2 separate regions of the Homo sapiens genome follow, and region 1 is linked to region 2. Evidence: chromatin loops called from intact Hi-C (ENCODE). Cell type or tissue: CD4-positive, alpha-beta T cell. All regions are shown on one strand. Each heading gives the region's core, and the rest is flanking DNA. Links, peaks and the distances in the headings are about the cores only.

Region 1 (15,734 bases), core at 2,726-10,725, 61 kb before region 2:
ATAAATGGGTAACTATTATGGGACAAGAGTCGAGAATATTGGCTTAGAAAATTTTCTTCCACAGCAACTTCAGCCGTTACATCCTCAGAAGAAAGAATTCAACTGAGGGGCATAAAGCAGAGAAAGAGACTGAGGCAAGCTCCAGAGCAGGAATGGAAGTTTATTAAAAAGTCTTTAGAACAGGAAAGAAAGTAAAGAACTCTTGGAAGAGATCCAACTGGGCGCCTGAATGTCAAAAAGAGAAAAGAAGATCCTTTAACCTTGACCCTGGGACATTATAGGCTTGCCCCTTTCCTGTGATTCTTCTTTTCAGGTGGGCTTTCTGTATGCGTGGTGCCCTCCTTACCCTTGGGAATTGAGCACATGCAGTGTGTTTAGGGAGTTATAGGCATGCCCATCTGAGGCTTTCTTCCCTTTTCCAGTGGAGTGTGCCTCTGGAAGATCATTCTTCTCCATTTTTGTCTCTTTACACACATTCCCAGGAAGTTGCTTCTCCCTGGGGCCTGCATTCAATTAATATTGTGATGTTAACAGGTGTGGGCCATCTGGAAATGAACTCTCCCTGGCACTGCCAAATTATCATTTTTAGAGAGGCAAAGCGATAACTGCCAAACCGTCACCTGACATTTCTAATGGCTTGCACATGACTACCTGTAACAAGTCCATACAGCAAAGTGAAAGCAAGTTTACTAAGAAAGTGAAGGAATAAAGAATGGCTACTCCATAGACAGAGCAGGCAGTTCCCAAAAGGGGAGGGACATGCCCACCTTAGGTACAATGCTTGTTTATATCATGGGGAGATGTATTCTATTACAAGGGTTTGTGATAACAGATTAATTTTTCTAATTACTATATTTTGCAAGTTTTTTTTTTTTTTTTTTTAGATGGAGCATCACTCTGTCACCAGGCTGGAGTGCAGTGGCACAATCTCAGCTCACTGCAACCTCTGCCTCCCAGGTTCAAGCAATTCTCCTGCCTCAGCCTCCTGAGTAGCTGAGACTACAGGTGTGCACCACCATGCCCATCTAATTTTTGTATTTTCAGTAGAGATGGGGTTTCACCATGTTGGCCAGGATGGTCTCCATCTCTTGACCTTGTGATCCTCCCGCCTCTGCCTCCCAAAGTGCTGGGATTACAGGCATGTGCCACCACGCCTGGCTATATTTTTATCTTTAAAGCAAAATTAGGAATGCTTTTGTCCTCAAGATATTGGGATATCAGGATATTCCTGAGTCTGGGTCTGTTTAGTAAATGTTATCAATCTGTTCCCTTAACTGTAAATATCTAGAGGTTAGGAACATCTAACTTCTGGGAAATGCAGCCCAGCAATTCCCAGCCTCATTTTACCCAGCCCCTAGTCAAGATGGAGTTGCTCTGGTTCAAACACCTCTGACTCAAGGACCTCTGCCTTCATTGACGATTTTGTCTCTTCATTTTTGCTGTAACAATCCTACTCTGACACAATGGAAACCTAATATCTAACAGAAAGAATAATGAGGTGAAAAAAGAATTTGCACAAGAAAAAAGAAACAAGTAATTTATTATTTCAAATAATAATCCAGAAAACTCTACTATTTCCATTTTATAGGTGAGAACACTGAGCCCTAAAAAGGTTAAAAAACTTGCTTACATTACATAGTTCATTGACAGCAGATTTAGTACTCAAATTGATATCTAACTTCCTCAAATTCATGTTGTTAGTTACCACATGACCAGTATCGTCCCCATTGTTATGCACGAGAAACCTAAACCTGGAGGGATTAAGTGATTTATTCAAGATCACATCATTAACATACTGCAGAGCCAGAAAGAGAACCCAGATTTTCCACATCTTACCAGTTGTATTTCCATATCGCCCATCCATTTTCTGTCTTGAATTTCCCATTCATCCACAGAAAGTAGTAGTCTTGAAGTTGTGCCGTGGAATTAATGGAGTTAATATTCCCAGTTAGAGGAAAAATTTCATTATTTAACACTATTATAAAATAAAAATGGTATTTCCACAGTAATCATCCGTATTTACTTATGATTTTATCCTATCATTTTCAAAACAACTTTCAGGGCAACACATATTAATAATACAATAACAATGATGACTATATGATAATCTCAAATAATGCCACATGTAAAATTGAATATTAATGAATATTTCTATGACTTTGACAACAGAAAAAAACGACGTTTTTGGCGTACAAAATGCCCTAATCATTGCTCTGATATTATGAAAAAGCTAGCATACCTCCCAACGTGCCTTCTAGTTTTTTAGAAATGATTCTCTCCACAGCTGGGTCTGACCTCCAGAGCTGCTGGAGAAGATCTATTGTAGATTCTTTGTCTGAAAATAATTAAGCTCAGGAGAGTAAACAAGGAAAAGAGATATTTTTCTTGGTAGATACAAACATTAACATTTGACCCATGGTAACAAAGTAATAGTGACAGCTTAACTATTGAAAGAGAATCTTTTATATTTGCAGTTTATAAATATTTGCTGCTTACTTCCCTCCCCTATTCAATATTCTCTGTTTTATGTTTTGTAAACAACCCAGAAATCTCCACAGCAACAGTCATAGTATCAAAACCACATTATAGCTTTGAGTTTGGAAATGTGTAGGGTGAAATCTCAAATTTTCTTGGCTGTAGTGTAATACGAAAAGGAAAGATTTTTCCAGGGACTTTGTATGGTCAATATTACATAAGCATAGTCACAGCTCAAAACCATGTATTAAATCTTGTTCTAATAAGCCACTATTAACAGTACATTTAAAGAATATTTTAACTTATAATTTTTATGAAAATAAAACTTAAATCAGCCAAATGTGCAATCCCACAAACTAGATTGAACAACTTGTTCTGGGGCTGTCATTTCATTTTTACTGTCTACATCTCACTCTTACAATCTTATAATGTCCTCTTTGAGTGTACTTTTGTCTAATTACATAAAAATCTATAACACTACCAAATTATTTTCAAGAATATCAGTAAATAAGTTACTGTTTTGTCTCTATCATCTCATAGGACATCGGAGTGGTACCTACGACAAATGGTCATAGAGGAACGCCTCTCCCAAAGAGCTCCGGAAGAAAAGAGCCCAGTGGTAAACAACCCATATACTCTGCAAAAATAAGTAAACAAAACGTTTGATAATGCATTGAAATCATCTTTTTAAATGATTTCCTGAGAGAGCAAGAAGTCAAAGAATGCACAGAAGCTGAAAACAAGAGAAAAAGAAGACACTTGGAAGATAATAAAGGCCTAAAGCCAACTTTTCCCTAGGAAGCATCTGCTCAATCATGATAATCTCCAGTTTCTGTTTTCATGGAAGTGCAGAACATAGGAAATAGGTAATAAAATCAAGGACTACCCAAAATGAAAGATTTCACAGATCTCTTCATAAAATTGATGAAAATCCTGGAGGGTGAAATCAACCAAACAGAAGGATCAGCAAGTAAGCTAAATTCTCTAAGGTTCCCTGACTAGTAAACACAATTTGGCTTTTATAATCTATATTTTCAACCTGCATTCCTTCTACATATATGGTCAACAAAGATTTTTAAGTGATATCAAATTGGAAATACAATCAGGTGACTGATAGAAGCCAACAGAATTCCTCTCCAGAGAACGCAGTCATATCCAGGCCTCAAAGAATTATCACAGCTGAAGTTCCAAGAAACATGAGTTCATGATAGAAAATCATGAAATATGTGAGCATATAGGGTGAAATTAATGAGAGTCAGCCAAAACAAGATACCAGCAATAACTATAAATATTGAAATTAAATTAATTAGGAGAATATAAAATTAGCACTTTCTATGTTTCAATCAATAAGATATTTACTGAAATTATGAGCAAGGGACAACAGACTATATAAATTAAATAATAAAATTGGAAATAAGTGAAATTTTTTTTAGAAATGAAAAATAAAATAATTGAAATGTAAACAGATTAACAGATTACAGGTTAACAGATTAACAGGTTAACACATTAAAGAGAAAACTAGGTACAGCTGAAGAAAAATTTAATGAACTAGAAGATAGATGCAAATATAGTATGCTGAAATTAACCCTAAATGCAAATATATTGAAAATATGAAAGCAGTTAGAAGGAGTGAAAAGATCTAACCATACGTTTGATCAGAGAAACAAAAAGATATGGTACAAAATAATTAAACTAAGGCAATAATCAAAGGGATAGAAACAAATAATTTTTGAACTATAGAAAGACAGAAAAACCTCAGATCACAGAAACCTACTGATTGTCTTACAGAAAAAATGTGTATATTATCTATATCTGTACAATTAGTCACCAGATATTTTTGGTGAATTTTAGAGCACTAAAGCCAAGTGTGATATTTAAAGAAGTCTGTGATAAGAAGAATTATTTTAAACTGATAGCTACAATAGAAAGCAGAAAAAGTAAAAGACTTTTTAATCTTCCTTAAAAAATGTTAATCTAAAATACTATACTAACAAAGCTGTCTTTCAAGAATAGTAATGAAATTTTGTTTTCAGCAAAAAAAAAATCTAAATGGAATGTTTACTATAAATTCTCATTAGAGATCTAAACATCTGCTTCATTCAAAAAGAAAATTATCATAGAAGTTCTGAGATGCAAAAAGAGAATAATGGGTAGTAATTTTGGTAAATCTATGAATCATTATTTTTAAAATAATTATAATGTTTAAAGAATGGTATTAAAAACACAGATTAAGGGAAAACATTAGATAGAAATAGAATACAATTAAGTTGGAGAGTTGTGATGAGTTAAAGCATTTTAACATACCAGTTAAAAAGGGTAAAGTAGAAGGTAAAGATATTGATCAACTTTACACATTATTTAGTTACATATGCATATAAAACTATCTAAAGTTATTTAAAATAAATATATAAAAAAGAAGGTGGTGCAAGATGGCAGAATAGGATTTTTCAGTAATTGTCCTGCAGAAACATCAATTTGAACAACTATTCACACACAAAAAAATCTTCACAAGAGCTAAGGAAACCAGATGAGAGATTACAGTACCTGACTATAGCACAATAATAAGAAAAGATGCATTGAAGAGGGTAGGAAGACAGTTCCACATTACCCATATCACCTCTTCTCCAATCCCAGGCAACACTGTGTGGAAAAAGATACCATCTTATTGGAGGAAAGAAAGGAAAGTGAAGGAATTTGCTTTGGACCCCAATAGTGGGTCTGCCACCATAAAACAAGGCATTGAGCAGAACTCCATGGCCTCTGACTTCAGGCTGGTATTCATGGACTCAACCTCCAGACACGACCTGGTAGCAGACAGAAACCTGTATCCCCTGTGAGGTGGATCTGAACTCCAGTTCACATCATTGCCAGTCAATCACAGTGACCTTGAGCTCCAGACAACATTCAGTTATAACAGGTCTTAGCAGCAGTGGACTTCAGGTACAAGCCAACATTGCAACAGATTCAGAAGCCAGAAGATTTAGGCACACACCAGCTCTGCACCAGCCTCAGCAGCCATGGGATTCCAGCTTGATGCCATACCATTCACAGTGGCCCTGAGTTTAGGGAGCATCAGATGGTCTGCTTAGAATCTCTGGACAGGCTCACTGTTGAAAGCCATTCCCAGACAAAGCCAGTCTGTGAAGAATGAAATATGTACCTATTTCTTCAAATGTGCAGACATTAATGCACGGCCACAAAGATCAAGAATAATCATAGAAACATGACATCATCAAATGAACAAAATACAGTGCCAGTGCCTTACCCTAAAGAAATGGAGATGTACGAACTGTCTTATGAAAATTCAAAATAACTATTTTTTATCAAACATCAAGGAAATAGAAACAATTCAACAAAATGATGAAGACAATAAATGACCAAAATAAGAAAATTAACAGAGAGATTATTATAATTTCAGAAAAATCTAACAGAAATCCTGAAACTAAAAAATACAGTGAATGAAATTAAAAGTAAAATAGCATCAACAGCAGAATTATCAAGCAGAAGAAAGAATGAGTGAACTCAGGGATGGGTCATTTGAAAATATGCAATCAGAAGAGAGAAAAAAATGAAAGGAACAAAGAAACTTTTGTTGCTCAAGATTTATGGGACAACATCACAAGAGTAAACGTCATAGGAGTTGAAAAAGGAGAAGGAAAAAGGAGTAGAAAGTTTAAGAAAATAATATCAGAAAACTTTCCAAACCTGGAGAAAGATATAAATATTCAGGTACAAGAAGGGCAAAGATCTTCAATAATAATGAATTCAAATAAGACATAATATAATCCAAGACATGGTTTTTGTGATCTACATTGTTGTTATCAGCATAAAATAATATAACTATAAGATGTTTTTTGTAAAACTCATGGTAACCAGAAAGCAAAAACCTATAGTGAATGCACAAAAAAAAGAAAGCAAGGAATCAAAACATACCACTAAAGAAAATTAGTCACAGAAGACAATAAAAGACTAAGAAAGAAACACAGATCTACAAAACAACTAGAAAACAATAAAGAAAATGGCAGTAGTAAGTTCTTACCTATCAATAATTACCTTGAATGTAAATAAATTAAATTATGCAATCAAAAGACATAGAGTGGCTGAACAGGAAAAAAAGAAAAAACAGTTATATGCTGTCTACAAAAGACTCACTTCACCTGCAAAGACACAGACTGAAAGTAAAGATATAGAAGAAGATATTCCATGCAAATGGAAATCAAAAGAGAGCAGAAGTAGCTACACTTATATTAGAAAAAAATAGACTTTAAGTCAATGGTTGTCACAAGAGACAGGAAGGAATTAAATAATGATAAAAGAATCAATCCATCAAGAAGATATAACAATTATATATACACCCAACATCAGAGCACAGGCAGCTGTAGCAAAAATGAACAAGTGAGATTATATCAAGCTAAAAAGCATCTGCACACCAAATGAAACAATCAACAGAGTGAAGATTCAACATAAAACATGGGGGAAAATATGTGCAAACTATATATCTGATAGATCAATATCTAAAATATACAAGGAACTCAATAGCAAGAAAAGAATATTCTGGATTAAAAATGGGCAAAAGATTTGAATAGACAGTTCTCAAAACAAGACATAAAATTGGCCAACAAGTATATGAGAACATGCTCAACATCATTAATCATCAAGGAAATGCAAATTAAAACCACAATGAGATAATCACCTCACACCTGTTAGATTGGCTACTATCAAAAAGGTGAAAGATAACAAATGTTGGTGAGAATGTGAAGAAAGGGGAACATGTTTACATTGTTTGTGGATATGTAAATTAGTATGTATCCTGTTTCAAAAACAGTATACAATTTGCATAAAAAATTAAAAATAGAACTAACATATGACCCAGCAATTCCACTACTATGTATATAATCCAAAAGAAATGAAATCAGTATGTAAAAGAGATACCTGCACTCCTATGTTTATTGCAGCATTATTCACAATAGCCAAGATATATAATCAACCTAAGTGTCCTTTAATAGATGAATGGATAAAGAAAATGTGTGTGATATAGATACGCAATGAAATACTATTCAGTCATAAAAAAGAAGGAAATTATGCCATTTGTGACAGCATGGATGAACCAGGAGAGCACTATATTAAGTAAAATGAGCCAGGCATAAAAAGACGAATACTGCATAATCTCACTTATATGTGAGATTTAAAAAAAAAAAAAAAAAGTTTATTTGGTAGAAGTAGAGGGTAGAATGGTGATCACCACAGGTACAGGGTTGGGGGAGGGGAAAAGAGATATTGTTCAAAGAATACAAAATTTTAGCGAGATAGGAGGAATAAGATCAATCAAAAGATCTATTTTACAACGTGGTGACTATAGTTAAGAGGAATATATTGTATTCTTATAAAATGCTAAGAGAGTGAATGTTAAAGGTTCTCACCACAAAAATGATAACTATGTGAGGCAATGCAAAGTTTAATTAGCTAAATTTAACCATTCTGCAATGTATATATACTTCAAAAATATGTTTTACATGATACATACATACAATTTTATCTGTAAAAGTAAAATAAATAAATAAGTAAAAAAGTTTGAATTGACAAATGAATAGTGTAATTTTCAAAATATTAATTATAATGGAGAGCCAATGAGAAAAATATGCAAACAAAACAAACAAAAACCCAAAGCAATAAAACAATCCAAATGAAAGTTTAACAAAAAGGGTAAAACACAAAATTTCTCAAAAGTAAGAACTGGTAAAAATTAAGATATAGAAATAAATCCAAGTATACCAATAATTATAAAAAGGGATAAACTTTCCTGTTAAAAACAAAACTGTCTCACCAAGTTCTTTAAAACTCCAGTTTAAGTCATTTATAAGTGACTCTGTGAAATACATACAGACACAGAAAGTTTATATGAAAGGATAAAAAATATGTACAAGGCAAATACAAACCAAAAGAAAACTGGTGTTGCTTTATAAATATTGTATAAAATAGATTTTGAGACAAAGCATTACTAGATTTAAGAAAAATAACAGCTTTTTTACAAAAGATTAAATTCACTAAGAAGATAAAATAATTCAAAATCTTGATGTATTTAAGAACAAAACCTCAAATTATATCATCAAAAAATTGACAGCTCTGCAAGAGGAAGATAAATTCCAACAAGATTTGAACACTGTAGTTAACAAGCTTGCTCTAAGGAACATATAGAACATTATATCCAACAGTTAAGAGACTACAGTTTTTTTCCCTAGGTACACATCAAATATTTACAAAAATTTACCAAATGCCAGGCCATAAAGCAAGTCTCAGCAAATTAATAATAGGCATCCTACCGACTACGCTCCTTGATCAAAATATAATTTAGTCAATTAAAAAAAAAGAAACATTTTTTACACGTCAATTTTCTAAACAATATTCTGCTCAGCTCTTCCACTATCCTTTTGATCATATCTGCAAACATGGGTGGGTGCCCATTTTGTGATACACAATGTGCCTGGCCCTGGGAAAGCATCAATCAATAAGACAAAGCCCTTGCCTTGATAAGTTTCACAATCTAGTGGGACAGACAGTAACATAAATAGAGCAATTAATGACAAAGATGTCCCTGCTTATGCCAAAGTGATTGGTCTGGATGTATTAATGATGAAAAATGAGGAAAGACATGTCATAGATGCTATGAATACACACACATAGAAACAAATTTGCAATACCTCCAGAATCCCAGACTTTAACACAAAAAGAGTCATTAAAATATTGCCTAACTTATCTTACTCTAAATCATACTTTGTAACAGATTGAGATTTTAATTTTTTACTAAATTCAATATTTTTAGAAATCCAGTGTTTAAAAGAAATAACACAGGAGGTATACACATCCTCTAACTTACTCAATTAACCCGCCTGTGAACTGTTATGAGCATGACTTTCTTTGCATTTCAATGAGAAAAAGTGGATGATATCTGGCTAAGGCAAGGTGTATGGAATGGTTGGTTTACTTTTCTATGCACCTACTAGTAGTCCCTGCTCAGATTTTTTTCTCCATCTCAGCTGTTTACACCTAGCACTTAATTACCTGTAGACTCCCCTGCTTTCTCCTGGGACCATGCGCAGTATACCAATAGCCTATATCCCAAATCAAAAAATATTTAAAATAATTATTTCACTGTTCAATGTCTGAAACTAAAGATGCCAAGCACTTTCAGAGCACCATAGAGTGGCATCTCTGCTTCCCAAATTCTTTTTTTTTTTCTTTTTGAGATAGAGTCTTGCTCTGTCACCCAGGCTGGAGTACAAAGGCACAATCTTGGCTCACTGCAACCACCCCTCCCAGGTTCAAGCAATTATCCTGCCTCAGCCTCTCGAGTAGCTGGGATTGTAGATGCCTGCCACCACGCCCAGCTAATTTTTGTATTTTTAGTAGAGATGAGGTTTACACCGTGTTGGTCAGGCTGGTCTCGCACTCCTGACCTCAGGTGATCCATCTACCTTGGCCTCCCAAAGTGCTGAGATTACAGGTGTGAGCCACTGCGCCTGGCCCCCAGTTCCCTTTTAATAGAGTAAGCCTATTGGCCCATCTTCGTCTCAGGTCTCATGGGTAACCAGAAGAAGTTCTATCCCACCACATCGCTGAGGAAGAGTGGTGGTAACTAGAAGCACCTGAAAAGGAACACCTACCTGCAACCCAGTCAGCTGAAAATAGCTTTTCTTTTTTCTTTATGTCAAATAGCAAGATCATTGTTCTCCTCAGTTTAAAGTCAATATTCGCTCCCTCCACCCCCATTTTGCTTCTTGCTAATTTTTCTCTCTATGTGTTGAATAAATCTTCAGTCTCAGCATGCCAGGGTTATGAACTCTGTGGGAACTTTAGTAGAAGCCTCTTCTGACAATATGGGCAGGGTACTATTATGCAGAACCATACTTTGTTTTGTGCTCTTCCTGGACTATGGAAATTGGACACCAAATATGGCCCAGGCTGTCTTAACTGAGTCACCAAGATTGTGCTTCCTGAAGCTCTTCTGCCTACCACCTCCAAATGGCACTTCAGCCAGATCCATCTCAAGGAGACAGAATAGCCCCAAGTACATCTTAATTGCCATATATAAAAAGTAAGAGAAGGTAGAAATGGGCTTCTTTAAGGTCCTCTATCTGGTGAATAGCCAGTACAAGAACTGGAATATTTAGCCATCTCTCCATCATTCTATACCTGAAGCACTCGAGGATGAAGGAGGCAGAAGGGATAGAAGATACAACAGAACAGCCATAATGAAATGAAAAAACTATAGCCTAGTGGTTAAGAGCTTGGCCCCAAAAGCCACACTACCTGAGTTCAGAACCCTGGGCTATGCCACTCAAAAGCCCTGTGACCTTTGACAAGTTAGTTATTCTTTCTGGGCCTTGTCTCCTCACCTGTCAAATGGAGAGAACCTTACCCCTTAGGGTTGTTGTGAAACTCTACTGCTTGTGGAGATGGTAAAAGCTCAGTAAATATCATTTTCTAGATTTTCTAAAGATCTATTATTTTCAAGAATACTATTATTCTTCTTTCTGAAATAAATGATAATTTTTTCCCCAAAAAGTTCTGTGTTCCACATGATAGAAGCAGATGAAATAGTGAAAGTTCTGTTAACCAACTATTTAACCACAAACAACTCCTTTGCATTTTCCAGGGAACAGATGGACCTTTCAAGACCAACTTGAAGGCTATAAATAGACTCACTATTTTGTCATGACACAAGTCTTAGACAAAACTGGGTTTTAATGCTCCTTCTTTAAGAATTGTTATTCATATTATCCATGGAGTTATTTCTGTACTAAAATAATGAATTGCTATCTCAACTTGAAGCCAAAGCATAGTTCAAAAATAAATTTAGGATGAGCATCCTTTTAGTTCTGCACAGTCCAATACAGTATCCAATAGGCTATTTAAGTGTGGCTATTTAAATTTAAATGAACTAAAAATTAAATAAAATTTAAAACTCAGCCCCTTAGTCACACTAACCATGTATCACGTGCTCAAGAGCCACATGTGGCTACTGGATCCTTCCTGTTGGATAGCATTGTAGATTATAAACTGGAGTGTCTGGTACCACTTCTCAGCTAATCTAACCTGATTAGTAAAACCATTAAAAAGTCACTGGTGAAATCAATCTTCAATTTAGAGTCTAGTGTGATAATTAAGAAATCTTACTTTACAATTATCTATATTCATTATTCCCAAGCAAATTTTATAGGCTATCACATCTGTATTTTTCAGTTCTAACATCAGGAAATTACACAGTACCATATGTTTTCAAGACAGTTGCTAATTTGAAACACACATATGAGATATCCCAAGCCACCATTTCTTTCCATAATCATATATAAACTATGCAAATGATTACTGGTCCAGACTCCCCAAGCAAAGTCTACAGAGCAAAATGACACTTCAGTGTCATTGAGGAAATTTGTACTGTAAGGGTAGCAAATATAAACTAATAAAATTATAAAAGTGATTCTTTAGATTTTTCAGAATAAATTTTCTGATATCTAAATTTACTACTTTATATATGCTTTCCTTGACTTCAGCTCATTATATCTGAGTTACCTGCTCTTTCAACACCTTAGTTTCATTACGAAATCGTCATGAACCACTGATCCAGCTTCTCCTAACTGTGAATCAAGCAGCTGCACATCACACACATCTCCCCAGCCCTGGCCCTCCGAGGCCCTGGCCCTCTCTACAGCTGGCCAGGTTAGCAGGTTAGCTTTCAGAGCCTTCAAGAAATCCAATTTATTCCCAGGAACTGCTCTCACACTATTTAAATCCCCTAATCTCATTGTGACCTTCTTGGAGGTAACAAGGTGGTCACATGAATAACAATGAGTCCTAGGTGGGCACTACAAAAGAATACAAAGAAATAAAAATGTCCCTGGTAAAAAAGAATCAGGAGTGGAGTGGATTGGAGGACAGTGGACATTTCCAGGATTTGAGTGATTTCCAAGTGTTAGCACAGAGACTAACAAACTAACTGTCAACTCATGGAGGTAATGATGATGGTGATAATAGTGATAATGATGACAACGACGATGATAATGATGGTGATAATGGAGATGATGTGTTTTCCCAAGCCTATCTCCAAAGTATGGGAGAAATAAAATTCGAACCCCTATTTGTGACTCCTAGTCTGATGCTCTAATTCATGCTGCCTACACTCATTCAATGGTAAACACACCTTGCTACTAGTTTACTTTGTGTATTCATAGACATGAATCTCCTCAAAGACCCCAGAACTAAACTTCAGTGAACAGAATGTACACTGGATAAAGTCACCCCATGTAATAATTTCTCCTGGCTATAGGTCTGTTATGTGCTAATTTGTCAACAGCTTGTTTTCAAGATGTGGTTATGAAGAACGTGACTCTTTATTCTGGACGAAGTGGAAGCCCCAGAAGCCACCTGGCTCATCAGGGGTGGACGCCTTGTTTTTCTATTAGAAGTTCTCATTTTCCTGTTTTACTTTGTCTTGAATGACGTTGTGCTGTGTCCATATGTTGTCTCCTCTGCCCTCTTGGGTCATTCTGTTCCAGCTCACCAGATCGCAGCTGTTTAATGTCTCCTGCAGGCCTCCATTCTTGGCACATGCCCAAACTAGTGCCACAGCAACCCTATTCCAGGTAGGAAACTGGCTACTTTCCAGGGCGTCATTGTTGTTACAGTGTCCTTAAATGTCTGACCTTTCCACCTCTGTAGATTTGTTTCCATTTAAAAAGCCTGGAGGATTTACAATAGCACTTCCTGTAGTACCAATGTGATAAAAGCAAGGACACCTGGGGAAAACTATCTTTTTTTTTTTTTTTCACTTTTACATTCATTTCAGATTTAAGGTCGTCAACCTCATGTATCCACTAAAATGGAACTTGTGCCTCCATTCAAATATATGAGGAAATTTATACTTCTCTTGAATTTTGAGATATTCTCTTTCAAAAGCTTCATCACATAAAAATCTATCCATTTTGCTATCACCTATTCATATTCAGGAATCTGGATTTACAATGTCACACGCAATATTATAAAAGTATTCTACAAACTGATCATATGCCATCTGCTTATGAATAATAATTAGCAGCCCCCTCTCCCACCCCAGGAACACCTGTCTCATTTTACCGCCAGCCTATTTAGAGCCAAGCGTCATTGTTACCTGGATCTTGATCCTCTTTTTCCTGATTAATGTACTTATTTAGACCTACTATTTAAAGTTTATAGACAAGCTCTGAGCACTACTGGATAGAGAGCCCAGAAGGAAAGTCAAGATGCCAATGCTAATTTTAGATGATTTTACTGGTCAGTCGACCCAATGTCAAATTGCTAGATTTTCACACTGCCACTCCTATGGCAACCCAATTAGCAAAAAGCTCCTAGCTTGCAAGAAGAGTTTTCATGAGTATCCTTAGAAAACATACTTCTTATTCAAGGAAGTATGAGTAAAGAAAAAAATAGAAAGTTTTTTGTTTGTTTGTTTTGGGGTTTTTTTGTTGTTTAATAGAGGGTTTTATGTTTGTTTCTTTGTTTGTTTATTTGCCCATGTATCTTTCTATTCTTGAAGCCCAAGGAGGAATGTCCATTTTCTCTTGAAGTCATGAGGCATATTTTCTTATTATGATTCTCATAAATAGAAGGGTGCCATTTGGAAAAGTGGAGATCATCTTCATCCTGGTGGTATTAAAACAAACTTTTTTTGTGCTTTTCAAGTTTTAAAGACCTCAACAAACTTGAGATGTGCATAGATAATTCAAGACATTTTATTTTACAAATTGGAAATTGGACAGAAATTTTGACTTGCTGCAAACAAATTTTCTTCAAGAAATATAGTAATGCATCAGCTCATGCTTTTTCTTAGCATACCTCTGGATGCAAGAGACACAGTTTGTTGTTCATATCAATAGAAACATTTCAACAACAAAATCTCTTCCCTTTTGTAATATCTGTACATCTGATGGCATTATTCCTGCACCACTAATTATTCAGAATGGTCTGTAGTTTGCTATGTATCACATTTTTTTAATCACTCAAGGAATTGTTAACCTATATAACATTCTTCACTGCTACTTGCCACTCCCATGAAAACTCAAAGTCAGCTATTACTAGAATTACTTTTCCTAAAAGCTCCATGGAAGCCTTGGAGTAGCTAACACTTTGAAATAAAAAAGAAAAAACTCATTTTTGAGGCCTTTCACTTATTAAGTTATTTTTTATGAAGACCTTGGCATAATTTTATCACTAGTGGTAAAGATTGTTTTCTGTTATACACCATGAATGAATGAAGTTCTTTCCCATATAGTATTTATTGTACAGTAATTTCACATGCAAATCTATACAAAATACACACAAAACACAACAGTGAAAAATGTGACATAATCAGTAGTCAGAAGGCATCATGCCACATGTCTATCCCATTGCCAGCATCTTCTACTTCAATATCTATTCCACCTACATTTTTCTCCAATTTCCACCCTTTTTCACATCATATGATTTGTTGTGGTATGTAAGAATAGGAGAATTACTCATGAACTTTTCTAATTTTTTTATTAAAAAGAGAGAAAATATTAAAATAATCATTCCTGACTTACAGCCAAAGCTTTTATAAACTATTTCATTCAATATTTATCTGGGGTGCTAGGTTGAGAAGTTTACCAACTGAAGCTCCTTCTTATTAAGCAATAGGGCAAAATAAAGATTTTGCCTACAGCTCAGTTATTGCTCTTAAAAAGCTTTTAATTTAATCTATGATCAAATAAAATGTCCCAATAGGTTGATTTCTGTGTTCATTGAGTAAGTCAACTACTTTGACTTCTAAATCATTTTTCAAAATGTTAATCATGCTAAAAATAAGAACATAAAGGCAAATATAAATCAGACAAAGTGTCTATAAATTAATTGCCTCTGAATCTTAAGACTAAAAAGGATCATATAATACAATGGTTTTCCAGTTCTGATTCATGGCACACTAGGAATTCTGGAGAAGGGTCTTGAGGGCTGCCTTTGCCAGGGAGAGTGGTAAGTGGAACCCTCCAATCTCATTCAGTTACATCACTCAGCTCTACTCTATTCTACATGTTAGACAGAGTTCAGTGCATTACTTAAAGAAAGGAATTTAGCGGCTGTTTTACTTTGGACTTATATCTTGCATCAGTTTAGATTGTTCAGAGCTGAAGGCAAAAGAGGAAGCCAAAGGTTTTGCTTTTTGTTCTTCAGTTCATGGTTATTAAAATGTATGTTTTAGGGGTTTTCTCAAG
Region 2 (15,734 bases), core at 4,923-12,922:
TGGATATCGCCTAATATAAAAGAAAAGAAGACATAAATAAATAATGTTAGCAAAAAAAATTGATACAGACAAAAATAGAAGGAAAATGTCATTAGACATTATAAGGAACACCTTTCTGTTAATAAATATGAAAAGTTAGAGATATAGAAAATTTTTCAAAAAATATAAAGGTAGCAAAATTATCTCATGAAAAAACAGAACATGAAACAACTTAAAATCAAATTTTTTCAAAAGAATTGAAAACTTTTCTATAATTTAAAAAGAATTTAAATTTTACCTGCAAGAAAATCACTGACCAAGGCAGTTTTACAGATGAGATAATATGAATAATCGAGGAAAAAAAATAACCCCACTGCTATACACAAACTGTTCTGGGAAATAGAAAGTGAAATGCGCTCACAAGTCATTTCATGAAATTGACTTCAACAAAAGAATCAGATGAGCCAATCATAAAAAGGAAAGTATAGGCCATTCCTCCCTTTTGAATATAAATACAAAAATTTTAAATACAATATTTGCAAATCAAACCAAGCAATATATTTTTAAAGTAATGTTATATTAAGAGACAGTTCATAGTAACCACTTAGAGTTTATCCCAGAAAAGAAAGGATAGATTAAAATTAGAAAAATTTATTAATATAATCATATTAGTAGATAAAATAATACAGAAAAAAATTTGATTCAGAAAAAGCATTTGATAAAATTCCACAAGCATTCCTGATAAAATTCAGATAACTAGGAAAAGAAAGAAAACATATGATGAAAAAAGATTTCTACAAAAAACTTACAGCAAACAGCAAACTTTATAGTGAAAACTGGAAGCATTTTCTCCCAAATTTGAGAAAAAGACCATACCCTCTATCACTTTTTTAATTAAAAATGCTACTGGAAACACAGCACTATGTACATTTATGATTAAATTTGGCTGTGTGTTACAGAAAACATTACCAATAGTGCCTTAAACAAGGTGGAAGTTAGTTTTCTTGCCTAAAAGAAATTCTGATGTCAGTGCTGACCTAAAATTTCAGCTCCATAAATATATCAGGGCCCAAGTTCTTCTTCCTTTCTGTTCCACCATTCTCAACATTTGCTTGCATTCTCAGGGGAATTTCATGATGCCAAAATGGGGGCTGGAGCTCCAAACATCACATCCATTGATCCAAGATTCAGAAAGGAAGACAGAAAAAAAGGCAAAAGGATGCACTTATCATTGGAGTTATCTTTCCCCTTAAAGAACTTTCTTGAAAGTCCAACCCACCTACTTCTATATACATCTCAGTTGTCATCCCTATATGAGAGGCTGCAAAATGTAGTTTTTTTAGCTGGGCACATCGTGTTTCTATTTTTAAGAAAGAAGAATGCATTGTGTAGATGCCAGTCTCTGTTAGCTCAATACACAAGAAAAAGAGAATCAAAATATAGTGGATAAAAAGAAATACATTTGTTATTGTAAAAGTCATGGTTTTCTACATAGGAAACTCAAAAGAATCTATAGATAAACTCATAACTAATAAAAGATGTCAACAAGGTTGATGAAAACAACATTAATACAGAAAAATCAACAGAGTTCCTATAGACCAGACACTTTAATTTAAGAAATGTAGTCGTGTAACAATATTATACACATACACACACATAATAATAGGGAAGAAATCTAATAAAAATATACAAAGAATTATAAAATGTTAAAGATACGCGAGACCTAAGTGATGAAATGAACTGTTCCTAGATAGAAAAACTCAATATAGTAACTATATCATCCTTCCCCAATTAATCTCTAAATATCACCAAAATCCAATCAAAATTCCAAAAGCATTGTTTAAATAACTTTACAAGATGATAATGAAATATATGTGGAAGAATAAACTGTCCAGCACAGGCAAGACAATTATTAAAAAGGAAAATAAGATAGACCGATCTGCTCTAGCAAATACCAGCATGTTGTAAGGCTGTAGTGATTGTGATAGTGTTGTAATAGAACAACAACAACCAAATAGACAAATTAAAGATAAGGGTTCAGAACCAAACCATCTCTCACATTTGAAAAGTTGTCATAAATTGAAGACAACATTACAAATCAGTGTGGTCACAATGGACTATTTAATAAGAAGTGGTGCCAGGATGATGGTTAGCTACACAGGAATAAATTAACTTAGCTTTCTACATCACACAGCATGCAAAAACAATTGTTTTAGAAGAAAGTAGTAAATGTATTTATGACCTCAGGTAAGCAAAATATATCTTCAATAAGAAACAAAAAAACCTTGTAAAGAAAATTTTAATAAATTTTGCTACATTAAAAGTTAAAACATCTATTCATTAAAGGAACTCTTAAAATACAGAGACAATCTACATACCAGAAGAAAATATTTGCCATGCATAAAACTGACAAAGAATTAGTATCTCAACTATATCATAAATGCTTAAAAAACCAGTAGGAAAAGGAAAAATGACCTAACAGAATAATAGGCAAAGAAACAGGCAATTCACATCAAAGTGGAGCCTAAAAGCTAATTAACAGGGAAAAGTACATAAAAACCCATACGAGATGTCCTTTCATATTTAGCCACTTAGCCAATATTTAAAAGTCTAATTTCAAGAGTTGACAAGAATGTAGGGAAATAGTAATTCATGTATTCTGCTATTGGGAGTATAAACTGGAAAATAATTTAGTAAAATCTAGTAGAGTTAAGATATGGATATTTTCAAACTAGTAATGCTACTTCTAGGTACATTTAGAGAAACTCAAATATGTGTAGAGAAGACTCATAAGAATATTAAATGCAACATTTTACAAGAGCAAAAAGTCTAAAATAACTTTGAAGTGTATCCTACTGGGAGAATGAATGGATAAATGGTTGTATTTTGATAAACGGATCAATGGGATTATATATGAGCATTTGAAAGTGAAGTAGCTCTACATACAGCATCATGAATAAATCTTAAAGGTAAAGGTTGACTAAACAAAGTAAATTGTAAAATGACATGTAGAACAACAATTGTTATGTATAAGCTTAAAATACACATAACAATATTATACAACACTTATGAAAGCTTACACATGTAACAAAAACATAAAACTCATAAACCTCAGAATAGTGATTACTTCCAGGAAGAAAGACAGAGAAATCAAACACTTTATCTCAAAAAAATAACTGAAAATATCTAAGCAAATGAGACAAAATCATGCAAGATCTCATATGAATACAAAGATATCTGTTATTTTATATCATTCTCTGTAGTTTTTGTATGTTTTATGTAATTATTTTAAAAGGAAAATTACTAAAAAGGAAAAACACTTGCTCATCGTAAAATTTCAAAGCATATGAAACAATGATTAAGAAGAAAATGATCAATCTTAATGTTTTATTATATTTCCTTACAATTTTTTTTTTTTTTTGAAACCTTGTTCTGTCATCCAGGTGGATTTCGGTGATGTGATCTTGGCTCACTGCAACGTCCACCGCCCAGGTTCAAGTGCTTCTCCTGCCTCAGCCTCCGGAGTAGCTAGGACTACATCACACCCGGCCCATTTTTTCATTTTTAGTAGAGATGGGGTTTCACCATGTTGCCCAGCTGATCTCAAACTCCTGATCTCAAGTGATCCACCCTCCCTAGCCTCCCAAGGTCCTTGGGATTACAGGCGTGAGCCACCGTGCCCTTACAGGCAGCTTCTATGCATATTTTATATTGTTAAGAATATACTTTATTATCACTTTTCTATTGTCTTTTGTTTACTTTACATCATAGCATAAGCATAAGCATTCCTCATGTTGTCCTAATGATGGCATGATAGCCCATTAAGTGGTCGCACCATCATTTATTCAGCCAGTCTATTTTGGGGCATTCAGCTTTTTCTAACTTTTCTTGATTGTGAAAATTGATGTAAGGAATGTCTTTGAACTGAGCTTTTCTGTATCTTTAATGATGCTTCTGAAACTCATTCTAAGTAGTCCAGCAATTACCAGCTGATGAAAAATAAATAGCTGGAAAATCTTTGGTCTCCATGGGAGAATCCAGGCAGTGGTGTGGTCCCTTTGGACACCACGTTCCTCTACAGAACTGACTGTACAAACCCCGGGAGGGAGTCCCCAAGGGGCTGTATCCCAGACCAGTGACCAGGGATGTGACTGTGCAATGCTAATGTAGAGATGCAGGAAATGCAAAAAAAATAAGATGTTAGCAAAAGCAGCATGTAGGCCAACAAAGACACCGGTAGTATTATTTAATATTATTTAAAAACCAAAAAATCCCAGCATGGGAATCATGTAATGCATGAAAATTCTAAATATCATTTCTATACAGTGACAAAAAAAATCAGTAGCTTTATCTAAATGATAATACATTACTTTTTTTAAAAAAAAATTATTTTCCCTTCTAATATATGTTTGTTGTATAAATGGGTGAAAATTTTATTGGTTTGCAATTACAGTTTTCTTAGTCAACCTCTTTTAACAAAAGTATGTCCTACCTTTCAAAACACAAAAATAAATAAATAAAAACATAGCTCCCTTTAACCTGATTCGACAGAAAAAAAAGATAAAATAATAAAACATATGTCTCTAATAAGAAGAGCAACATCTTTTGGACTTGTTTATGTGTTTCTATTACTATTAGTTCTTTTGTAATAGCAAAGAGATGCTGTCCTACTGCGTTAGAGCAAACTCTAGTGGTAAGTGGGTAAAAAAAGTCTTAGAGCTTTGCAGGAATGATGATTTTTACTTCCTCCAAGGAGTGACTTTGTAAAAGCCAGGAGAACCAAATGGAAAAGACTTCGAGAACCAGGGACATTGAAGTCTTAAGGGATTCCTCATTATCCCTGAGCCCACAAGCAAGCCTTGGCAGTCAAAGCCCCAAGAGACACCCTTAGGGAGCTGTTGGGAAGCCACCCACACCCTCCTCCCTACAGAGATCATTAGCTTTTCATCTCAAAGGCACTTTACAAACATTAGCCAATTAACAGAAGCAAGCAGTCATAAATACCAGTAAGCAAGCAGAGCAAGAGTACGATTATATAAAAGCCCTAGCTGAGATGTGTTTACACATTTGGAAGTAAAAATTTAATTTCAGCAAATGCAGTAGTCTCAAACAAAATTTACAGGTCATAGCTGTTAATGACATTAAGTTCCTCTATTATTAAAAAGAAAGTGCATGATAAATCCTGGATGGAACTTTTGGGAAATTCATTCTCTCCTCCCTCCAAAAAAAGAAAAAGAAAAAGAAAAAAGCATCGTTTACATGAGCCCCTGCTTTTTTAGCCAATAACCTGTGGAAATCCTTCTTTAAAGAGTATTCTTCTCAAGAACTCAGTCCCCCCAACTAAGATCCATGGAATCAAAGTGGTAGGAAATGAACAAACAGTTCATTTGGGTCCTATTATATATGATGCTGATTGCTATTGAGTTCATTCATTTTTGTGTTGTGATTTATTTCTGGCAACATAATTTACACTTCTTGGCACCGTGAGTAAAGACAATACAACCTATCTTGGTTTTTATGGGCAAAATCAGTTAATTTTTATGGGCAAAGTTAGTTAATCAGCTTGAGTAGAAAACAGACTTTGAAGGAAAAAATATGCATATTAAAATAAGTAATTCCTTTGCATCTATTTACCTAGATGAAATTTTGATATGTTCTGTTGCCACAGTAACCAGATATTCTGAGAGATACATCAGGTAAAGAACAAATACATGAGGCAAAAATTGGTGAGATACCTTACCTAGCTTGTTCCTTCTACATAATAAAGCTAAGCACTGGCCTAATAGGGTAAGTCCCTAGAATGGAACTTTAATTGATTATAGAGTAAGCATATTATCATTAAAATTATTTTAATATGCTAATTATGTTGTATATGGAAAAACAGGCATGGCTTCTCCGGTCTTCTCTGCACTGCTTTTCTCAAAACTCCCACAGAATAAGACAAATGGCATTTGATTACACAGTTCATCTAAAACAAAAGCAAAATTTATCTTTAGCATCCCCTTCAAGTTTTACACCTTTATTTGCCTACACAGAATAGATTTTCTTTTTAATGTATTACATTTCACACAACCAGTATTGAGAAAGACAGAGGTTAATTTGCAAATGTTCTATTGAGATCATTACAGAGATGATCTGGAAAAATCTTAAAACAGCAATAATCTGGTCTAACAAGTAGACATCTGGCCAAAAACTAAAAGACCCAGCCTAAGAGCTGTGTGGTAAAGGGAAAGACTACATACTTTGGAGTCAGACTAATTTGACTACAAACTCTGACTTCAGGTCTGAAAAAGATGTACTATTTCTTAGGCTCAATTTCTTCATCTGTAAAATAGGGGTATTACATACAGTCTTTAAGAATGAAATGATCTAATTCCGTGAAAGGGTCAAGTAAAGAACATGATACATAGAAGCCAGGAACTATAGATAGAGATACATAGTTAGAAGACAGATGGATGGATAGATGGTAGATTAGATGATAGGTAGGTAGACAAATAGATGATAGATAGATAGGTAGATAGATAGATAGATAGATAGATAGATAGATAGATAGATAGATGGATGGATAGACAGACAGACAGACAGATAGACAGACAGATAGATAGATGTGATATGATAGTCTCACTCCCCCATCCCCTTATCACCATCCCTTTCTTGTGACAACTTTAGACTATTGGATCTATCCATTGCTTTATCATCATCAACAATGTTGGGGAACGTATCTGAAATGGGTACCACAAATGGCAACCTTAGAGGATTTGAGGCATGGGAACACGGATAACAAAGGCAACCACAAGACCTACTACTTCACAGCACAACAGTGTGACTGCAGTCAATAAGAACTTAATTGTGCATTTTGAAGTAACTAAAAAAGTATAAATGGATTGTTTGTAACACAAAGGATAAATGCTTGAGGGGATGGATGCCCCGTTCTCCATGATGTGACTATTATGCATTGCATGCCTGTATCAAAACATTTCATGTACCCCATAAATATATACACCTACTATGTACGTACAGAAATTAAAAATTTTAAATTAAAAATAAAAAACAAAGCTAATCCTAGAAAACAGCACTTCCCTCGCACCAACCCTAAACTTTTCTCTCCCCTGTGATGACAAGAAGAACACTATCAATCTGCAGAAGCCCTGACGTAGAAATACTGCCCTCATCTCTGACTAGTAGATGAACATCAAGGGAATTTCTGTGGCACAAGAAATTCAACCTCCCTGGCTACTCTAGTAGGCCCCAAGTGCTGAGAAGTGGCAGAGAGTAGCAGTAGCAGTTAACAGCCTACAGCCACACAGCCTGGGTTCAAATCCTGACTCTGCCACCTATGAGCTTGCCTTAGACAAGTTGCCACTTACTCCCTGGTGATCTTATAGTTACATAACCTCTCTGTGCCTCAATAGCCTCACTTGTACAACGCGGTTTGTCATAGTAGTTATTTCATAGGACTGTTGTGACAACTCAAGACCAAGTGAGAAAATATATTGCAATAGTAAAGGTGCTTGGTATCATTATCCTTTCCTTCACACTCTGGAGCTCAAAAGTATAGATTAAGCCCTTATAGGCTTTCCCAGGGATGTTACATAAAATTTCATCAAAGTCAGAAACATCTCACCCCAACTTCAAGCAAGGACGGAACTCTAGGCCTCACAAATCCTGCCCAGTGTCGTACTCTTTTAAATCAATGGGAATAGCCATGGTGTTCAAAGGTGTACAGGAGAAGCAAAGGAACACATTGCTAGAAAAATACAAAAACCATCAGGATATTATATTCAGGCTTCGGTCAAAAAAAGAGGGGAGTCCTAGAAAGATAAAAGATGAAAAGATAAAAGATAAAAAGAAGGCAGAAAGACTCAATGATAAACTTCGGCATTTGACTTGAGTCCCTGGTTTCTGGACAAGTGGTGGGACCATCCTGTCTCACTCGCTCTGGCTACCTAATCTCTCTCAAGTTTCCGTCGGTCCCCCACCACCCTTGATTTGTTTAAGCCATCATCATTTATCCCTTCAATTACTACATCTTACTTGATCTTCTCCCATATCTGTTTCATCCAATCTACCTTCCACACAGCTACTAAACATCTTTTAAAGATATATTTCTGGTCGTGCTCCTCCTCTGTCTAGTAGCTATCAGTTGTACCTCATTAACCTCATAATAAGTCTAAACTTCTCAGCAAGAAATATCTTATTGCCTTCATCATTTACACTCTCCTAATTATCCAGCCTAATCTCTTACCCACCTTTGTCTTTTAATTGGAACTTTCATTGTCATTCTACCAAATGACATCTAGTCCATTGAATATACCATGCACTCTCTCACCTCTGTCCCATTATGCTAAAGTATTTGGAATTCTCTTCCTCCTGCAAGGTGGTATGGTGATGGATAAGGTAAATTTTATTTTGCCTTGAACATTGCATTTCCTTTTTTCCATGTAACTTCTTTATGTTATACAATGAAAGAACAGCTCATGAGAAAATGTTCACAACAGCAAAATGTTCATTGAATTACTCTGAAGTTTATTTAGACATGTTCTTATGTATCCTTGGGACTGTTTTCTAATCATCCCTGAAAATTATTTCCTAAAGGATGACACTCCTTTTGAATTAAATGAAGTATGTATATATAGCAGCTTATGGAATCTACTTTTTATGCTGTTGGGATGACAGTAATAGCTGTCTCCCACGCTGAAACAAAATGTTCTACAATTACAATACAGAAGAACTAGTAGAATAAACTTGAGAACTGAAACTGAGGACTCGCCATGTCTCTATGTGTTCAGTTATCTAGTGCTTTATCTTACCATTTAAAAAGTTGTTTTGTTTTGTTTTATTTTGTTTTGTTACTATAAGCACTCTGAAAAGAATAGTGTTAGTTGTGCGTTGATCTGTTTCCCTTATGATGAAAATTTAATAGAATGCAGTCTCTTTACTTGGTCCAAGGGGAGGGATTTAAGTTATTTTTCAAAACATAGAGGACTACCCAAAGCAGCCCTCACTGACTTCTCAAGCTCCCAAACAAATGGCAGGCCTACTGGAGGCAACTGGGGATATGACTAGAGCCAAGAGGCGTACTAACTCAAACTTTGGCAACCCAGCGCAGAGCATTGAACAATTATTCACGCACTCACTCACCAAGGGACCCTTCATTCTTAGCTCTTACCACCACTCAATTCTACACCCACTGTAATTCTGTGCATCCTCTCTATTCCTCCATCCAAGATGCTCTCCCCTTCTGATATTCAATTTAAAGTGTAATCAAAAATCTCCTCTACATCTTTGACTTCTTCTTCTTCACTATCTTGCCTTAATCAATACTTGGTTTAATCAAGTCTTAGCTGTCCCCTGAGTACCCTGCTTCCCCTAGACCCTCTGAAATGAAGGCTATCTTCTCTTCTATATCCCAACATATTCATGACCAAGAGAAGATTCGGTGTCTCCTTTACTCACCATTGCTTGTTCAAGACCATGACATACTCTCTCTGTTGCAAAATCCCTGTTCTTTTGAGCCAACCATTTGGTAATATCATTTCTTCTTTGTCTTCAAAGAAGTATTTTGAGCTCCTGGTCCTGCTCCTTCATTCACTGAAGACTTTAGCTCCTTCCATCATCCCAGACAACGTAGTGCCTACACAGATGACATTGTATGAAAAGCCCTTACCTCAATTCTTTGACCTTTTTATTTCCAATTATATTTTCTTTGTGTTTTTTAACTTTTATTTTAGTTTTGGGGGTACATGGGCAAGTTTGTTATAAAGATAAATTGCATGTCACAGGGTTTGGTTTACAGATAATTTCATCACTCTAGTAATAAGCACAGTATCTGATAGGTATTTTTTCTGATCCTCTCCCTCCTCCCACCTTCTACTCTCAGGTAGGCATCAGTGTCTGTTGCTGCTCTCCTAATATTCATGTGTTCTCACTGTTTAGCTCCCACTCTTAAGTAGGAATACACAGTATTTGGTTTTATGCTCCTGTGTTAGTTTGCTTAGGATAATGGCCTCCAGCTCCATCCATGTTGCTGTGAAGGAATGATCTAATTCTTTTTTAAGGCTGCATAGTATTCTGGGGTGTATACGTACCACATTTTCATTATCCAGTCTACTGTTGATGGGAATTCAGGTTGATTCCATGTCTTTGCTATTGTGAATAGTGAATACTGCTGCAATGAACATACACATGCATGTGTCTTTATGGTAAAATGATTTATATTCATTTCAGTATATAACTAGTAATAGGATCGCTGGATTGCATGGTAATCTTGCTTTAAGTTCTTTGAGGAATCACCACCCTGCTTTTCACAATGGTTGAACTAATTTACACTCCCACCAACATTCAATTATATTTTCTATAGCTCCACCTCCTACTTTCTTTAGCTTCTCCTCAGCAACCCACTGCTAAAATCACAACATGAAGACAGCACAACCAAACCCTTCAGAAATTTAAAATCTGACCCTAACCCCCTTTTTCCTGCCTCTTTTGCCCGAGTGCCTCTACTTCAGCAGCCTCAGCCACACGGAATCTTCACTGTCTCTCCCCAGGCCCTCCAGTCTTCATGTCTCTCTGCCCAGTTCAGATGGCCTGGAGCATTTCAGACTCTTTCACCTTCCTGTCCTTCCTCCTTCCTTTTAGCAGAGTATTCCCGCTTTTTTCAGGAGTCAACTTCTATAGCTTGTGTTATCTTCTTCCCTTTCTGGTCCCCCTTCTCAGTCTTCCTTTCCAATTTCTCTTCTCTTACTTGTCACCCAGTTGTTCTCCTGCCCTCTTCAATTTATTTTCCATATAAAATACAAAGTGATCATAGCTTACAGCTACCTCTTTCAAGGTCTTCCATTTCATTTAAAAAGAAATATGAAATCCTTAACATGGGCTTCTATAGCCCCAAATAACATGGCTCCTGCCTCCATCTAGACCCTCATCTTTCCTCCGTGCTCTCTAAACTCCAGCCACACTGACCTGCATGCTGGTTCTGAAACAAGTCCAACCTGTTCCCTCCTTGTGCTTTCTCCTGGGTTCTTCCCTCTGTCCACCTGTGGCAGAGTTTCCCCAAGCTTTGCCTAATCAATCCCATCCATCCATCAGGGTTTGGCTCCGATATCAAAATTATCTAGACGCCTTCCCTTAGTGTCCATCTAAATCTCATCTCTGTTATCCTTTCATGCCTCCAATGACCTTTTTGAAGAACAATGATCACCATGCTTAATTGTATATTTTATTGACATCGTAATTTGCTCAATACTTCTAAGCTCTATTAGGAAAAGATTCTCTAAGTTTTGTTTATCATTATATCCTCAGTGTCCAGAACACAGTAGATGCTCAATCATGCCAAGACAGAAGGAATAATAATGATGTTCATATACCTGTTCAGTGGGACTATAAGTACCCAAACTGTTTCCTTCCATTGTTTGGGAGACATGGGACATGGGAAGTGTGGTATCTTTATATTGCTTTAAAACCATTATTGATATTTCCTCCTCCATACACAACAGAAAAGTGCTCAAAATTGTTATCAAGCCATGGATGGTAGTGTATTAAATGTATACTTTGGAGCCAGCATATCTATTTTATATTCCAGTTTCCAAAAGCGCTAACTATGTGACCCTGTGCAAATCCCATAACCTCTCTGAGACCCAATTTTCTCATTTAAAAAATAGGAGCAATAGAACCAGCTTACAGAGTTGTTATGCAGAGAATGAGATATAATTCAGATAACAGCCCACTGTCTAGCATTTCACAGGTGCTCTACAGAGGTTAGTTTCTGTCTGATCCCTATTTCTACATCGTTAATGTTAATATTGTCATTTTGCATGTGCTGTGAGATTGTTTCATCAAGCTAATGAAATAGTCTCACACCCACTATTACAGAGAATCTAAATCATTTCAAAGTTTCTTTATCTTCCAGTTATTTTAGGGAGTTTGGAGGAAATGTCTCATATATATTCAGGAAGAGTAATTAATTCTCAATTACTCATATTCTCCTCTCCCTTTTGGATTTGGGTTTCTGTCTGATAGTGACAAGCAAGCCTTCCCCTGCTGCAGCCACCCCACTGGTTCTGCTTGATCATCAGCTTTTGCCCAAGGAAGATGTGCCATGCTAAGCTATACTGCAATGAGGTGATTCTCATGTGCCAAGACACAATGCCAGGCTGCTTCCTGGGGCCACTGCTGGTATTCTCTCCTACTAATGCCACGGGGGTCATTTTTGGTTCTAAAGCTGCTCTGTCTAGAAAGTGAGCAATTCTTCACATTCCTATGTTTGTGCTACTCTCTGTTAGCATCTATTAAAGATTTTGGAAATATAGCTCTTTTCTTTTATAACTCCTTTTTCTCTAGCATTCAATCAAAAACCCATACAGCCTTTTTTTTTTTTTTTTTTTTTTTTTTGAATTTCTGAGATGGAGTCTCACTGTGTTGCCTGGGCTAGAGTGCAGTAGTGCAATCTCGGCTCACTGCAATCTCTGTCTCCTTGGTTCAACTGATTCTTCTTTCTCACCCTCCCCAGTAGCTGGGATTACAGGCACACACAACCAGGCCCAGCTAATTTTTGTATTTTTCATAGAGACGGGAATTCGCCATGTTGGCCAGGCTGGTCTCAAACTCCTGACCTCAAGTGATCTGCCCGCCTCAGCCTCCCAAAGTGCTGTAAGATCCATATGGTCTTGTGTTAGTCGGCTAGGGCTGCCATAACCAAATCTCACAGACCGGGTGGCTTAAACAACACAAATTTATCTTGTCACAATTCTGAAAGCTAGAAAGTGCAAGATCAAGGTGTCAGCAGGTTTGGTTTCTGGTGAGGCCTCTCTCAGCTTGCAGACAGCACCTCCTGGCTGTATCCTCACATGGACTTGTGTGTGTGTGTGAGAACACACAGTGAGACAGCTCTGGTGTCTCTCCCTCTTCTTATGAAGACATCAGTCTCTTTGGACCCTCTTCTAACCTCACTTAATACCTCCTTAAATGCCCTATTTCCAAATTCGGTCACATTGAACGTCAGGCATCAACATATGAATGAAGAAAGGGGTGCACTATTTACTCCATAGCAGGCCTAGACTAGGAAAACCAGGTAAAAATGGACCAAGCAAGAAATTTCCCATCCCCTCAAAGGATCAATAAATTGTTCTTAGACCCAAATTCCACTCGCTTAAATTACTTTCCTTAGGCATGACATTTCCTCTTAAGATCCCTTATTCCTAATAGGATAAATTGACCTATCACCCTCTCCTACCCACCCTCGTATCTGCCTGAACATATCTGAATTGACTCCATCTCCTGCACCCCCACGCACACACGCTTTTTCTTTCAGTACCAAAGCAAAGATAAATACCCAACATGATAATGATCCAGGATCTCTTCAATTCCTGAATATTTCTCAGGGGTCGTAGAAAATGAGAGTTTTACAAAGAATCAATAATTCTTTGAATTATTAGATGTTCATTCTGTGCATTCTTTCAGTCATGTAGCCTAAAAAGATTAGAAACTCACTACCCAGTGACTTGATTTATTCCAGAAGAGCAATTTAGGTCACGGGAAAAATGAAACCTATCAACTGCCAATCCCTCAGATAACATAATAACTGTTATTTTTCTCTACTGGCCATTTGTTTCTTAAATTAGAAGTCTTCACAGCACAAAAGGGACAGAGGTAGCCTTACCTATGTGTAGATTTGTGTCTGAGCCCATTAACGGAAGAGGTTAGGTTCTTGTACTAATGAGGGAAATGCAGAACTTGCATCCCCAGAGAACAATTATAGTCACACACAAGAGATGCCCTGCTTCCCAGCTTACTACCTGATTTTCACATAAAGCTGTGCTACTTGTCTTAGAGAACACCGCACTAAAATGTCTAGATGGTAACTTATTCAGCAATCATTGACTGAGCTTCTTCTGTGTCCCAAGCTCTGTGCTATGAGGTAAGCATATTAATATAAATAAAATACCACCCCTGGGCCTGGCGTGGTGGCTCACGCCTGTAATCCCAGCACTTTGGGAGGCCGAGGAGGGCAGAACATCTGAGGTCAGGAGTTCGAGACCAGCCTGGCCAACATGGTGAAACCCCCTCTCTACTAAAAAAAAATACAAAAATTAGCCGGGCATGGTGGCGGGCGCCTGTATAATCCCAGCTACTCGGGAGGCTGAGGCAGGAGAATCGTTTGAACCTGGGAGGCGGAGGTTGCAGTGATCTGAGATCACGCCATTGCACTCCAGCCTGGGCAACAGAGCAAGACTCCATCTCAAAAAATAAATAAATGCCGGGCGCGGTGGCTCACGCCTGTAATCCCAGCACTTTGGGAGGCCGAGGCGGGTGGATCATGAGGTCAGGAGATCGAGACCATCCTGGCTAACAAGGTGAAACCCCGTCTCTACTAAAAATACAAAAAATTAGCCGGGCGCGGTGGCGGGCGCCTGTAGTCCCAGCTACTCGGGAGGCTGAGGCAGGAGAATGGCGTGAACCCGGGAAGCAGACCTTGCAGTGAGCCGAGATCGCGCCACTGCACTCCAGCCTGGGCGACAGAGCGAGACTCCGTCTCAAAAAAAAATAAATAAATAAATAAATAAATAAAAATTAAAAATAAAACAAAATAAAATACCACCTCTGTCCTCAGGAGTCTTGTAGTCTAGTGAGTAATCAGTGAATTTTATTAACATTACTGAGAAATAAACAATCTTACTAATGTGGTTGATTCTGAACACGATATACTGATATTTTTATAGTACTTTGCAACTTAGCAAACATTTTCATATAATTACCTTGTTTTATTCTCACAGTGGTCCCCACAAGAGATGTCATTAACCTTGATTTGGAGATCAAAAAACTCAGCATTAAAAAGTTTAAGTGAATTATCCAAGGTCACACAGCAAGTGAATAAATATAAGCCATCTTCAAAACCCAAGTCCTGTGTCATCAAAAAATGTATAAGCCCTTGCCAAATTATGCTCAGAATAGTCTTTAATGCTTCAATTGTTTCATCTCACTATTTTTTTCTTTATAATTTTATAAACAATTGTCTGCCAATGTCAAAGGTGCATTTTTGATAACAAAACTTCTGGTCGTATCGAAGAGGAAAAAGAGATAGAAACATAACGCTTATGCTTAAAAAAAAAATCAAGTTATCAGTTTGCCCAAACTAACCTGGTTCTCTGTAAAATAGTCTAAAAATTTCCAAAAATTGAAATTTCAGGTCCTGGATTATACAATAATGTTTTATAACCCAAAAATACAGTTTGAAAATGAAAGTATTTTTCCCTCTTTATTATGTCAATATACATAATTCAGCTCCAATAATTAATGTTTAGGTTTGCACTAAGAGGCTTGCACATGGAGAAATTTATAGTCTTTATTAAACCCATCTGCATCAAAATGTCTATTGCAAAGTTAGGTAAGAGTCCTATATTTGCATAGTGTTATATTTCTCACTTCGCACAGCAAAGCTTTGCATCCAGAGAGTTCATTGAGATTTAGTGAAAACTAGCCCAAGAGCACACAGTTTATCCACAGCAATTCTGTCAAATGCATTGAGCTGCCAAGACCTAATTGCGAAGGTTCTAGTGGCATGTTGGAATCACATGGGAAGCTTTAAAAATTCAGATGCCAGGTCCCACACTCAGAATTCTGATTCAATTGGTCTGGGGTGCAGTCAGTTATGCAACTGCCCAGTAGGTTCTTCCTGCTCACTGCCCAGATAGAGCTGATTTCTCAAAACAGGGGTATTGCAATAAAGAGTTTAATACACATAAAGCCAGCTAAATGGG

The links. A loop is a pair of places that touch in the nucleus more often than their neighbours do. Peaks named below come from ENCODE experiments on the same cell type or tissue, not always from the same donor. Only the 100,000 strongest peaks of a DNase experiment are listed, where the experiment ranks them.
Region 1: it touches region 2 in a loop (4-fold over the local background); 3 of 110 quality-filtered maps call a loop at or near these places.

What each region holds. Positions count from the first base shown.
Region 1 is chr18:2,057,730-2,073,463 of GRCh38, forward strand. The region is part of intron 2 of LOC105371956 (a long non-coding RNA gene); the gene reads right to left. Among named protein-coding and RNA genes, the nearest start is that of METTL4, 510 kb to the right of the region's middle. In CD4-positive, alpha-beta T cell, for the core only: no CTCF peak of the experiment used is centred there; no DNase peak of the experiment used is centred there.
Region 2 is chr18:2,116,765-2,132,498 of GRCh38, forward strand. LOC105371956 (a long non-coding RNA gene) reads right to left here and starts at 9,613. Exons shown (of 3, transcript XR_935087.3): 1 at 9,436-9,613. In CD4-positive, alpha-beta T cell, for the core only: no CTCF peak of the experiment used is centred there; no DNase peak of the experiment used is centred there.